Linked DNA regions of Homo sapiens: region 2 is linked to region 1. A link is a contact called in ENCODE Hi-C or POLR2A ChIA-PET data. All regions are on one chromosome and are shown on one strand. Each heading gives the region's core, a stretch centred on a gene start or an enhancer-like site at or near the end of the contact. The rest is flanking DNA. Distances are from core to core; before and after follow the strand shown.

Region 1 (6,490 bases), core at 849-3,348:
TATGTTTTGAGACAAAGTCTTGCTCTGTCACCCAGGCCAGAGTGCAGTGGCATGATCATGGCTCACTGCAGCCTCGACCTCCCCAAGCTCAGGTGATCCTCCCACCCCAGCCTCTTGAGTAGCTGGGACCACAGGTGCATGCCACCACACCTGGCTAATTTTTGTATTTTTTGTAGAGATGGGGTTTTGCCATGTTGCCCAGATTGGTCTCAAACTCCTGTGCTCAAGGGATCTGCCCACCTCAGGCTCCCAAAATGCTGAGATTACAGATGTGAACCACCACACCCAGCCATTACTTTTCTTCAGGTCTCAGCTTCTTTCTGTTTGACTTGTCTCTCTCTGTTCTAAAAGATGGTGGCATCCTTTCATGGTCCCAGGGTTTGGGTCAAGACCAAGCCTGTCTTACTGCTTAAGCATGTTATGTTTTTGGAACCATGATTTGACTTACACATGATCCAAAACTATGCTATAACGTGGTCTTAACTTCATTGGAATGAGAAATATGTTTTATTGTCAGGTATAGGACATGATAACTAATAAGAATGACAATGACCAAGGCATGGGCATTAGCATTGGGTTGGCCTGGATTTGGATCTCAGCTAAATTTGTGATTTCCAGCATGTTATTTACTCTCTTGAAAGCTCACTTTCCTCAACTGCAAAGTGGAGATAATGATATCAATCTCACATTGTTGTGGGAATTAAATACGGTAATGAGTAGATCTAGCACAGTCCTTGACAAAATAATTGCTCAATTAATGTAAATTTCATTCTCTGGTGAAATTATTTATTGAATGAAATACTTAAGAATAAGTAATTTATTTTTATTCATGTAAAATGAAATAAAAGCATCTGCTTGAATTTTTAAGTTAGGGATAGAAGTTCTGATGCCCTCTTCTTTTCATTAAGCCAAGGTGCTTCGAGAACAATATGACTTTTTTTTTTTTTTAACCAAATTGAGCAATAGCTTCAATCCCTCCTTAAAGTCCTCCTATCTAATCTGAGATGACAGTGACAGGTGTCTCTGTGGTACACACTGAACTAACAGAGTCTGATAAGTCCAGAAACTGATGTCACCTCCACAAATAAACAATTTCGTAGCTTCAGTTGTGTACCATAATATCCTGTTATCCAAGCAGCCTCTCCGAAAACTTCTTTTAGATTTTGCATCAATATATTGCTTGACATCTGGGAAATGAAAATGATAGAAAATGAAGAAGTCTAGCCTTCCAGGATTCTGCTACACTGGTCTTTAACATCCATCTGGAAATGTGGTTAGGGTATATTCTCATAGAAAGCACCAGACGTAGCTGACATTTTCTCTCATACACACATTGAAAAGTATTGTATACTGCAATTTTTCTTTGATTGCTGTGTCCACACAGAAAACATATATAGATACTTTGGAGCTTTTCAATAATGCCTTTAATTTTTTGTTTGTTTTGAGAAGCTCAGTTGTCATTTAGGTATGGCTTGTTCAAAAAGTTTGCTACTCTTGTGTTCTTTCTCCTTTTGATATTGTTTATGTCAACAGAAATGACTTAAATATACTTTACTCCAGTGTAACATGATGTATAAGTTCTGTAGTATAATTGATAGTGCTCAACTTGTACTGTAATGTAGATACTATATAAATGTCATTTCTTAAAATATTTAAAGTTCTAAGATAATAGAGTTCTTAAATATCGAAATCAGCATGGACTGTGTTTTTCCTCTCAGTTTTAACAAACGATGCTTGTTAATTTTAAGACATTACAATGTAATGTAAATTTAAATCAGACACCCCCATCTTTCCCAAAAGTAGGTAACCCTGAGAATCAAGGAATAAATACAAAGAGTGCTCAGCGAGTGTAGAATGTTTAGCTTCCTAAATATATCTCCTGTGTGGGAAGCTGGGATAGGAAAATTAAATTCTGACATTTTTGAAGAGGATGGGGCCAGTAGTATTCGCAGAAGCCAAATAGAAAACGGAAACGCCCGAGCCGGCTTTGCTCCTAGCTGAGGGTGGCTTGGCTGGGTCCTTCCCCATGGGGTCTGTTCCAGGGAGTGGAATCCACTTCGGGAGGAGCTTGCTATGAACCGGCAAGCTCAGGCAGAGAGCAGAACAGCACCATAGCACCGTGTGGCTCAAGCCGGCATTCTTGGAACCGGACCCTGCGGTTTCTCTCTTACTTCATCTTGTTAAATCGGTCCTGATAATTGGGGCGGATACCAGAGATAGCAGCAGCTCCTTCACGCTGCACTGCCATGAAATATTAAGCCCTTGCGAGCTCCATCCTCAGGCGGCAGCGGGAGGAGGCGGAGATGGAGGAAAAGTGGGCGAGGAGGAAGTATCTCCTCCTGGGCTGTGACCTCACCCAAGCCCCAGTCTGTGTCTTGGAAACATGTGTTTCAAAGTTGGCTTGAGGCGCTGTTAGGAGAAGGTGTTAATTTCACCTCCTAAGAACTGGCTGCGTTGTATAGTAAACCAGATACGATGGCAGGGAGTGCATCTGAAAAGCTGCTGCTGTGACCGCACAGAATTTGTGCTCTAGTACATTAGCAGTATCTTTATTCTTCAATTTATCAACTCAACTATCTTTGGATTCCTTTTCTTTGGAGTGCAATATTTCATTCTTTAAGCAGGAAGGTGGGATAAGTGTATCCAAAATTGGAGGATGTAGCATCATTGTGGAGAAAATAACAAGGGAATTTTTTTCCTCCTGATGTGAAAAATAATTAACTATCAACATTAAGAGTTTATTTATCGTACATCCATTCCCAGCATGGGCTTATAACTATGAAAATCTCTCTGACAAGAATAGTCAAAATCAAGCAATGAGAACTGAAATAGTGTTTCTTTTATTCCAAGAAGTTAATAGATGTTTTCTCATCTAGTTACCCACAGGTATTCTTTTAAGTTATTTTACAGTTTTTAATTTGAGCATGTGTTACATAAACCCACGTACAGCCAGTTAATTCATGAGTGCCAGTGTTTTACATGTCATGTTACTTAAGCGTACTGACACTCCATTTTTAAACTGGAAACCTGATTCTTGAATTCTAAGAATCGATTTCCTCAGGCAGAAGCTTGTGTTTGATTAATACTGTTGGCCATATATTGTCTCTTATTTTGAGGGATTACCTCTCAAAAGGTAAGGTAAGAGAGGATTACCCTCAGTCAGGACCTGATGATACAACATACATACACACATTATATCACAAAGCAATGAGAGTTATTCCATCCTACATGGAACAACACATCACATTATTCTATAGTGCCACTTTTTGTATTAGGTATAAAACCTGAATATCTTAATACTTGTATTCACCAGAATTCCTGCTGGGACAAGAACCATATATATTTAAGCAAATTCTTTGATCAGTTTCCTGGCTGGGGTAAATGGCCAATGATGTCAACTGCCCTCTAAGAACAGTAGATTCCGTTGACCGGAGAGCACTTTGATTTGCTCAACAATGTTTGGGGTTACCAGTGAATGGCTCGAGATTATAAAGGGGTGAGAAATTTGAAGTTCTCTGGGGAGAAATTTGGGAAAGAGCAAAAGATTGAGTACAAATGGAGTCAGCCTCTCCTAGGTAACCCTGGTAGCACTGCTTAGAAGATGGGCTAGAGACAGCAGAAAGGTTTAATGAAATAATTTTTTTTGCATTGATTTTTTTCTTATTATGGGTAAAAACGCATATGGTAAAATTTACCATCTTAACCATTTCTAAGTGTACAGTTTGGTAGTGTTAAGTATATTCACATTGTTGTGCAACCGATCTCCAGAACTTTTTCATCTTGCAAAATAGAAAGTCTGTACCCATTAAACAACAATTCCTTATTTCCCTCTTCCTATGGCAACAAATGAGAGAATTTTACAATGTTTTGGTGGGTTATGCAATATAACCTTCCTCTTTACTTAAAAAATAGAAATCTATATTGCTCTTTAATGTTTTCATACAAACTTGGAACATTTGAAGTGGTGCTGAGTTTTATGTCAAGTTGAAGGCTTAGTTTTTAGGATCCAGAGGCTGAAGTGACCCCTGGAATCTTTGTACTCCCTGAAAACTGGATACAAAGTATTTTAGGCTTATTCTTTTTTGATTGTCCCTTCTTTATGATGGGAAGTCTTGAAAATATTATTATGTATAGATAGCATGATCATGCTGCTGAAAGCACGTGTGGATATCTTGAAATATGTACTACCTATCATCACATATGCTTAGTGGCATGATCGCTCTACCTATAGATAACAACATCTTGAATTTCCCACAATTAAGAGGTGCCAGTAGTAAAAAAAGAACAAATGACAACATTTCCCACTTAGTAAAAATCATTACAGGTGGTAAGCTGGGGGTGAGGCAGGGAAGGCCTCTCCCTTCTTAAGAAAGTTATTAATGTACTTTTCAGTTTTCCTTTTAAATTACAGCAGCAAAAGACATATCTCCCTTTACACGGCTGCTCTCTATGTTATCTTAAAGTTGTGAATCCTTTATGTAGAGTTCTAGAACTTTTTCGCTGCCACATAGTTAACTGTGCTGAATTCATGGTTCAGGTACCTACACGTACTGAGCTCTTGTTTCAACTGAGTATAGCCTGTGTGGTGTTTGTAAGGACAGGATCTGATGTGTAGAGTCTTAGGGCCTTCCAGGAGGCAAATCCTTTAACAGGGCACAGATGATTCAACAGCTTGGCTATGGTGCCCAGAATAAATTGCTTTCATTCCCCTTACTGTTATACCTGGTAAGTTGCCAGTGTAACAGGTGAAAATTGATGAGTGGGTAGCGATTTCTGGGGCACAGACTGGAGGAGCCAGGAGTTCTGAATTCCTTTGGCAATAGCTTTATCTCATGGGGCGAGTTATACTGTAGTACTACTGTGCGTTATTTTTCAATTGAATCCCGTATAGAAAGGGATGATGGTTCCAACAGTCTGAGTTTATGCTGTGAATGTGTTCATGGGCAGCAGAGAAAGGTGCTACCTAATATGATTATTATGAGATTTTCCATGAACTGGGACATAACAGATGTTCCACGTGAAGGTAAATTTGACCTAAATCTATTTAGAATTTTATTTCCTTTAAACATCTCTACTCAGAGGCCTCATGATACATAGGGAATGTCATCTTATCTATCAATCAGACAGTAAACTTTATTGAATTTCTATTACATCATGGGAGGGATCACAGAAATAAATATGACACCCACAGAAATCTGTGTCCTTGAAGAATATAATGAGAGGAACAAATAGTAAAAAATTCATTAGTTCTCAATTTCCTAATATAAAATTAGTGACAATATGACCTTGTCAGATACATAGTTTATATATAGAGAGAGACCATTGTGAAGAAAGGATAAGATTGAAGAGCCTATTTCACAATAAACTGATATTTCTCAGATTTTATTTACTTTTTTCTATATATAATTGAAAAGGGTGATTTAAAAAAAAACTCTTAACTAGTATTCCTAAAAGTAGTACTTTTTTTTTTTTTTTTTTTTTGCAATGGAGTCTCACTCTGTCACCCAGGCTGGAGTACAGTGGCATGATCTCGGCTCACTGCAACCTCCACCTCCTGGGTTCAAGCGATTCTCCTGCTTCAGTCTCCTAAGTAGCTGGGACTACAGGTGGGCCCCGCCATGCCTGGCAAATTTTTGTATTTTTAGTAGAGATGGGTTTTCATCACGTTGACCAGGCTGGTCTCGAATGCCTGGCCTCAAGTGATCCACCTGGCCTAAAAGTAGTACTTTTAATCACGCATTGCTAAACAAGAAATTAGAAAAATAAACTTGGGGAAAACTCGTTCTTTAAAAATAATTCCTAGAAGTAGGGTTTTCACCATGTTGCGGTCAGAAAGGCTTGCCACGCTGGCCTTTGCTTCTTTCATGGATGGGAGAAAAAGAGAAACATGAATCTTATAGGGATGGTTTTTTTTTAGGGGGAGGGAGATCCGGCCTTTCTTACAGGTTGCTTAATCCTTGCAAGCATTATTTCTGGCTCAGCATCTTTCTTTAGCCCAAATGCATTTCTCAGAAGAGAGCTTTTCTTCTCTACTCTGCAAGATGAGATTATACCTCCTGGCTACAGAAACAGAAAGCAAGGGATAATTGAAACAGACAACTGAACTATTTCCCCACCACTGCTCTTCTCTAAAGCAAAGTCTAAGATTTCCGGGGAGTACGGTAGAATCCTTTGGAGACTTATTTTTACTCCATCACAAGGCAGGTAACTGACATGTAATGGATTTCAGGGCTCTGGCTCAGGCCTGAGATGCCCATGAATGACACTGGGAGATGAATGTGGAGACTATCTGTCCACCTCTCTATTTTCAGTCAAATAGAATCAGCTGAACTCTGTTGAATGTTGACTGACAATGCTGTTCTCACGTTAAAAAAAAAAAAGAAGAAGAAAAAACCTTCGTTTAAAGAACATCAGCGAGCAAAATGGTTGGTAATTTATCCTGATGCAAAGAAATGGACTAATTTCTTCTTGTTGTTTGTGAAGCCCCTGC
Region 2 (6,978 bases), core at 4,362-6,861, 38 kb before region 1:
CCAAACCCAGACTTTGTATTGCCTCCTCTCCAATCCTCCACGTCCTTAAAGCTCTGTCTTCTTTCATTGCAAAATCTTTTGTTAGGTCAGGCACGGTGGCTCACACCTGTAATCCCAGCACTTTGGGAGGCCTAGGCGGGAGGATCACCTGACGTCAGGAGATCAAGACCATCCTGGCCAACATGGTGAAACCCCATCTCTACTAAAATACAAAAAAATTAGCCAGGTGTGGTGGCGTGCACCTGTAGTCCCAGCTACTCAAGAGGCTGAGGCAAGGGAATCGCTTGAACCCAGGAGGCAGAGGTTGCAGTGAGCTGAGATCACGCCATTGCACTCCAGCCTGGCGACAGAGCAAGACTCTGTCTCAAAAAATTAAAATAAAATAAAATAAAACATAAAAAAATCTTTCATTATAGTTTTTGGAAGGACTGAAATTAGATGCACTCTTCAATCCTTACAGCAGCAAATTTTTCTTTTATTACTTTGTTTTATGTGTCTTCCTTGCAATTAGTATTAACCTAGGATTTTTTAAAAAACCCACTCTCTGCTTTGTAGTTTAATGATTGATGTATTAGATTTTATCTCATATATCTGACTTTATATTTATTTATTTTATACATTTTTATGTTATTTTCTTTTTTCCCTTTCTTTGGTAGGTTTGATCAAGTTCAGTTTCTTTCTTTTCCCTTGATAATTAGTATATTTTTTCATTCTGTGTTCCCTTCCTGTCTCTCATAATTACATAGATCTTTCTTTATGATTTTTGAAAACAAGATACCAATTATTTCCCTAATCCAGATGTCTTTTAAACTTCATGCTTTCTCCCTCCATCAGAATACATTTCTTCATTCTTCTGCCTTTCCTCCCAGCAAACGAGACCTTTGGAAATTTTTTTTTTTTCTTTTTTTTTGAGATGGAGTCTCACTCTGTTTCCCAGGCTAGAGTGCGCACCACTGCAACCTCTGCCTCCTGGGTTCAAGCGATTCTCCTGTCTCAGCCTCCCGAGTTGCTGAGATTACAGGCCTGTGCCACAACACCCAGCTAATTTTTGTTACTTTTAGTAGAGACGGGTTTTGCCATGTTGGCCAGGCTAGTCTCAAACTCCTCACCCGCCTTGGCCTCCCAAAGTGCTGGGATTACAGGCGTGAGCCACTGCGCCCGGCCCCATTTATCTATATCTTATTTTCTTTTCCTCTTCCTCTGTGCCTTGGAATTTCATTATGATTTAAACTGGCAGGTGGTTTGGATATAGGATTTTTGGATTGTGACCATTTTCTCTCAAAATTCTTTTTCTTCATAATTTCCATCGTGTATATTTTTGCTTTGTGCTTTAAGATATTTATTCTATTAAATATTTTATGCCACTATTTTGGACCTCAACGTGGCCTTCCTTTCTTCCAACTCATGCAATATTAGTTGGGAAATTGTAATTTTTAGCTCCAGACTGACTTCAGACTTGAATTTGGACTTCCTTCACTGTTCTCCCAGAGGCCTTCCCCCATCTCTCTTTCTCTTGGCATGTGTAAATCTGAACAATCCACCTGGTTGCTCGCTCTGTGCTCACTGCGGCTGGAGTGCAGTGGCATGATCTCAGCTCATTGCAACCTCTGCCTCCTGGGCTCAAGCAATTCTTGTGCCAGGCTGGAGTGCAGTGGCACAATCTCAGCTCACTGCAACCTCTGCCTCCCAGGTTCAAGCAATTCTCCTGCCTCAGCCTCCCCTGTAGCTGAGATTACAGGTGTGCCACCATGCCCAGCTAATTTTTGTATTTTTAGTAGAGATGGGGTTTCACCATGTTGGTCAGAGTGGTCTCAATCTCCTGACCTCAGGTGATGATCTGCCTGCCTCGGCCTCCTGAAGTGCTGGGATTACTTGTAGGCATGAGCCACCACGCCCGGCCATATAATGCCTACTTAAGCATCAATTGCTGGCCTGTTCAGTGTTGCTCATATGGTTCTGGTCTGCACTGGGCGAGGGCATTTGGCAATGAGGAAGGAGTGTGCTTGGTTTAGAATAGCAGCTTCTGTGGTTCTTTTTAGAGGTATCATTTCTGCCCAAATCTGGGGTGCCTTTTCATTGATCTATATTTGGGAGTTAAATAAAAGGAGAGTTTTATTCTAATTAATTAAATTAAATTAAATAATTTACTTATTTTTGAGACAGAGTCTTGCTCTGTCACCCAGGCTGGAGTGCAGTGGCGCAATCTCGGCTCTTTGCAATCTCTGCCTCCTGGGTTCCAGAGATTCTCATGTCTCAGCCTCCCAAGTAGCTGGGACTACAGGCATGCGCCACCATGCCTAGCTAAATTTTGTATTTTTAGTAGAGGCAGGGTTTCGCCATGTTGACCAGGCTGGTCTCGAACTCTTGGTCAAAATTGATCTGCCCACCTCGGCATCCCAAAGTGCTGGGATTACGGGTGTGTGCCACCATGCCAGGCCTTATTTTGTTTTTATATTTATTTATTTTTTATTTATTTTTGAGACAGGGCCTTGCTCTGCCACCCAGGCTGGAGGACAGTGGTGCAATCACGGCTCACTGCAACCTCGACCTCTCGAGCTCAATTGATCCTCCCACCTCAGCCTCTCAAGTAGCTGAGTCTACAGGTGTGAGCCACTACACCTGGCTAAGCTTTGTATTTTTTGTAGAGACAGGTTCTTGCTATGTTGCCCAGGCTGGTCTCAAACTCCTGGGCTCAAAAGATCCACCTGCCTTGGCTTCCCAAAGTGCTGGGATTACAGGCATGAGCCACTGCACCTGGCTATGATTTTTAAAATTCAAAAGCAGAGTATAGATGGAAACCTAAATGACGGCAAATAATAATAATAATAAACTCTCAGAGACTGTAGGGTGTAGACCAGGCCCTGGATTAATGGGAATGTCTACATTCCATCCCCTTGAGCTCAAATATTCTAGTCAAAGTGAGTCACCCAAGGTTACTTTCGATAGAAGGTGGGTGTGGAAAGACTTGGACAAGAAAATCTAGGAGCCACAGGAGGCCAGATGCTTCTCTCTACAGGAGACTTGACCTTTGACACAGAGCCCTGAGGAAATCTTGACTGTTTTCTTTAGTATTTGATCCTCAGCTGATGCAAACCATTTATTTATGTTTGCCCATTGGACAGCAGGGGGTTTGGGCTGTTTTCACGTCTATATAAGGCAGTGCAGAGTGCTTCCTTTGATGTGTCCCGCCTCTGCTGTGGCCTCATCATGCCGGGCTAACTTGGTCTTCCCCATGTAGGGCTCTAGATCCCACTCCTAAAAACTCTAATTTGAGGATCAGAGTCTGAAATAGCCCAAAAGGTATCCTGTTTAGCTTGTCATTTAAATAGCTAAGCCCCTGCTACGACCATTTAAAACCATCTCACCTTTCATTTAGCTAAGCAGTTCTTTTTTCAGATTTGGCTTGTTTGTGTTTTTCTCTATTCACTGCAATTCTGCATCTATAAAAAGCATTGATGGAAGGAGGAAAGAGTGAAATCAACATTCTTTTTAGTAGAGGGCCTTAGTTGGAATTGCAGAAATATCAGGGAACTTAGCTATAAAGGCCTCCAGAGTTATCCCTGAGTGCAGGGGGCCAGAGTGGTCACAGTCATGGCCTGGATGTGAAACTTGACTTCAAAAATGACTAGCTTTTTGACCGTAGGCAGGTTATTTGACCTCCCTTTACCTCCATTTCCCCATCTGTAAAACTGGGGTGATAATAGTTCTTGCCTCATAGGTAGGACTGGTTCCATAGCTTCCAGACTCTTGTTCAAATCTCAATGAAATGAAAATGCTGGGCCCCTTGTTCACCTTTCAAGACGGCAGCAGCATAGCATCAAACCAAGTGTGGGACCCCTCTGAGCATGGGCCCTGTGACACTTGCCAGGAAGCTGGCCCTGCTCGCAGGATCACTGTGAGAACTAAATTAATTATTCTATTTAAAGCCCTTAATGTACTACCTGACACATATGCAGTCTATGTAAACATTAATTGAATCTAAAAAATGACAGAGGAGTAATCTGGGAACCAGAGAAATTGTTACTAGCTCAGAGTAACGCAGTGAATTGGTGGTAAAGCGAGCCTTGGATTCGATCTGTTCCGTGGCTTTCTGCATAGTTTACTTATGTATACTCTAGTGGTTTCTTCCGTGAAGCTCTTTCATTGAATCAGCATTTTTGAATGCTTTTCTATATCCCATGTGCAACAGTAAACAGTGGCGACGGGTAGTTCATGAGTTTTGTTTTTATTCGTTATTTCTATTTCCAGTGCTATAGCAGGCTACAATAAATCTTCAGCTATACTAACTCTGTCACTGAACAAGCCATGAGATTCTTACCTTGTTAAGTCACATGAATTTAGAAGAGTCAAGTAAATGACATCTGGGATCTTGGTAGCAACACGTGAAGAAAACTTATAAGTACAAATATTTAAAAAATATAAATGTAAATATAAATGATGGATGAGTTTTCTCGAGTAAAATCAGAGGATGATTTAGATGATCTGAAAGAAGCCTTCTAGCTCTAACATTAGTAACAGAATCACATGGGCCTCAATTCTTTCCTACTGCCCATGTAGCCACAAATGGAAAGATCTCGTTGAAATGACTATTTTTTTTGTTCCTAATGTGTCCTTAAAGAAAATTATTAAAAATATCTCAGGTCAATGACAGATAAAATTTTCCTAAAGTCTTCCTTTAAGAAACCCAAAGAGAGTACAAACTTCTGTCTGTATTCTGATTCATCTTCATTTAGTTTTTCTTGATAAACAGGGAATGTCATTCTTGTTCATTCTGAATTTCAGAATCTAAATTTGGAAAAAGAATACTAAAAGCATGCTAATTAGGCTCTTCAAAGAGTTCTTTAAAAATTTGAATATATAAATAATTTTATCATTCAGGGTGTGAATCAGCTATAGTTAGTCCAAAAAGCTTTTTAAAGCAATATACTTTTTCATGTTCAGGAATGATTTCCTGATATATAAATAACTTCCATTGCCATGGTACTTAGGCCATAAAGGGCCCTGCAGAACACACTTGTCTAATTTGAATTGTTTAGATTAATTTGGCAACTGGTGAAATATCACTTTGATTCTAATTATTGTCATGCTCACCTTGAGTAAGGCTTTTTGTGGTTTAATAATGCATACTCTTATTTCAAACACAAAAGCATCTGTGAAATCTGTCTTAACTATCAATATATTTCTTCTATTTGACATAATTTAATTTAATTTAATATAATTAATATACATTATAAGATCCTTAAATCTCAAAAGAAGATAATCTCCTGTCCTTCACTAGAATTTTTCTGTTCCAGGAAAATGTCATTTTCTATTTGTGGACTCTTCTAGGAAATCTTCATTCCCATTTAGCTGGAGCGGTGATGGAAAGCTATTCCTTCTCTGATGGACTTAACAATGCTATTTCTGTATCTCATTTGTGAGGCTGGGCAGCCATTCATTTGTGGTTAATACTGTAATTCTTAAAATGTATTTTTAAGAAGTGGATAGAAATATCTGATGCTCCATTTTAGTTTGAATGCTATCACTGCTGAAGCACACACAAAACTGTCAGCAAAATGCTGTTTGTATTGGACAACTCCTGTGAATTGAAAGTAGCTAAGCTAAAAAAAGGAAAATTGACAGGTGCCTTATTAGGCCCCAGTGATTAGTCATTTTTGTGTCTGCACAAGTAATTGACACTCACTTCTAAACAAGGATTGTGCATTTGCATGCTTTCAGGAAGAAGTCCTGCTGGGTGATTCTAATCTACTATTTTAGGATGTGATGGCTTAATTTGAAAAATGTTTTTATGAACAAAACATGATCTCTTTCTTGTCACTTTTTTGAATGTCCTCAGGTTTCACAGTGTGATCAGGGACTGAATGGATTTTATTCGGGTACCAAATATCCGATGACTAAATGGGTTTGGCAGTAAAATTGAGGGTTGTGTTGGTAACTACCTTCCACAGGAAGAAGAGATTATCTTTATTCTGTTCTTTTCTTGACGACTGCTGTAAAATGTATTTTTGGTTTGTTACAAACCAGTTGAATCTTTACAGAATTAAAACCAGAGAAGAAATTCTGTGGATAATTATTTTTTTATTCAGGGACTGGCTCCACCTACTACAATTTAGAATTGTAAGAAACTTTAGAGAGTATTAATTTAATTTTTTTAAATTAAAAAAATTTTTTTTGAGACGGACTCTTGCACTGTTGCCCAGGCTGGAGTACAGTGGCATGATCTCAGATCACTGCAACCTCCACCTCCTGGTTCAAGTGATTCTCCTGCCTCAGCCTCCTGAGTAGCTGGGATTACAGGTGCGTGCAACCACACCTGGCTAATTTTTGTATTTTCAGTAGAGACAGCGTTTCACCATGTGGAGCAGGCTGGTCTTGAACTCCTGACCTCAGGTGATTTGCCTGCCTCGGCCTCCCAAAGTGTCTTAACTTTTCTCCATGTGTGTCCCTGACTTTTATGGGTACCTTCCCTATTAGGCACTTGCATCCCAGGTTCAATTTAGTTCCAGAAATATTTACTGAGGCCCTGCTAAGGGCAAGGCACTGATCATGTGTCTTTGGTTGAATTGGGGGTGACAGTGGGATGGTAAATGGAAGCAGCACAATGTGGTACTCAGTGCATTAGCAGGAGAATGAACAAAGGGTTTTGGGAGGACAGGGGTTGAAATGACTACACAGACAAGGTGACAGGAGTGAGGGCCTTGATCTGTGAAGGCACAAAGTTGGCAATGAGGCCATAGTATCTGAAAACACTGAGAGAAGTTCGGTGTGACCCCACTGTAGGGAAGGTGGGAGCATGAGATGAGTATGGAGGAAAGGAGGACAAATTATGAAGGGCTTTGGATGCCAAACTAAAGACGTGATTCTTTAGGCAAGAGTGAGCCAACAAATGGATCTTTAAACATTTTAATTTTTCTTTAAGTTGTGCATGCGCATATGTTAAGGAGTCAAATAGTTCTGCAAGATTTATTACAAAAATCC

What was found. A loop is a pair of places that touch in the nucleus more often than their neighbours do. ChIA-PET counts read pairs that join two places held with the same protein, here RNA polymerase II (POLR2A). Pooled maps may share reads with other maps.
Region 2: POLR2A ChIA-PET joins it to region 1 with 12 read pairs in HEK293. The contact joins two enhancer-like sites. A Hi-C loop is called at or near these places in 7 of 168 maps with a recorded cell type or tissue (A673, CD14-positive monocyte, PC-3 and 4 more), 8 of 37 single-sample maps with no recorded cell type and 5 of 50 pooled maps. POLR2A ChIA-PET finds 5 or more read pairs at or near these places in 9 of 52 experiments (A673, AG04450, BJ and 6 more).

The regions. Positions count from the first base shown.
Region 1 is chr21:29,153,458-29,159,947 of GRCh38, forward strand. It overlaps MAP3K7CL (MAP3K7 C-terminal like), which reads left to right. Exons shown (of 5, transcript NM_001286620.2): 4 at 6,484-6,490. Among named protein-coding and RNA genes, the nearest start is that of MAP3K7CL, 26 kb to the left of the region's middle. Within about 2 kb of position 2,099, at least 15 of the 41 ENCODE cell types and tissues checked have a DNase peak (open chromatin) inside an H3K27ac peak, as active enhancers do.
Region 2 is chr21:29,111,931-29,118,908 of GRCh38, forward strand. It overlaps a transcript of MAP3K7CL not described here. Among named protein-coding and RNA genes, the nearest start is that of MAP3K7CL, 15 kb to the right of the region's middle. Within about 2 kb of position 5,612, at least 2 of the 41 ENCODE cell types and tissues checked have a DNase peak (open chromatin) inside an H3K27ac peak, as active enhancers do.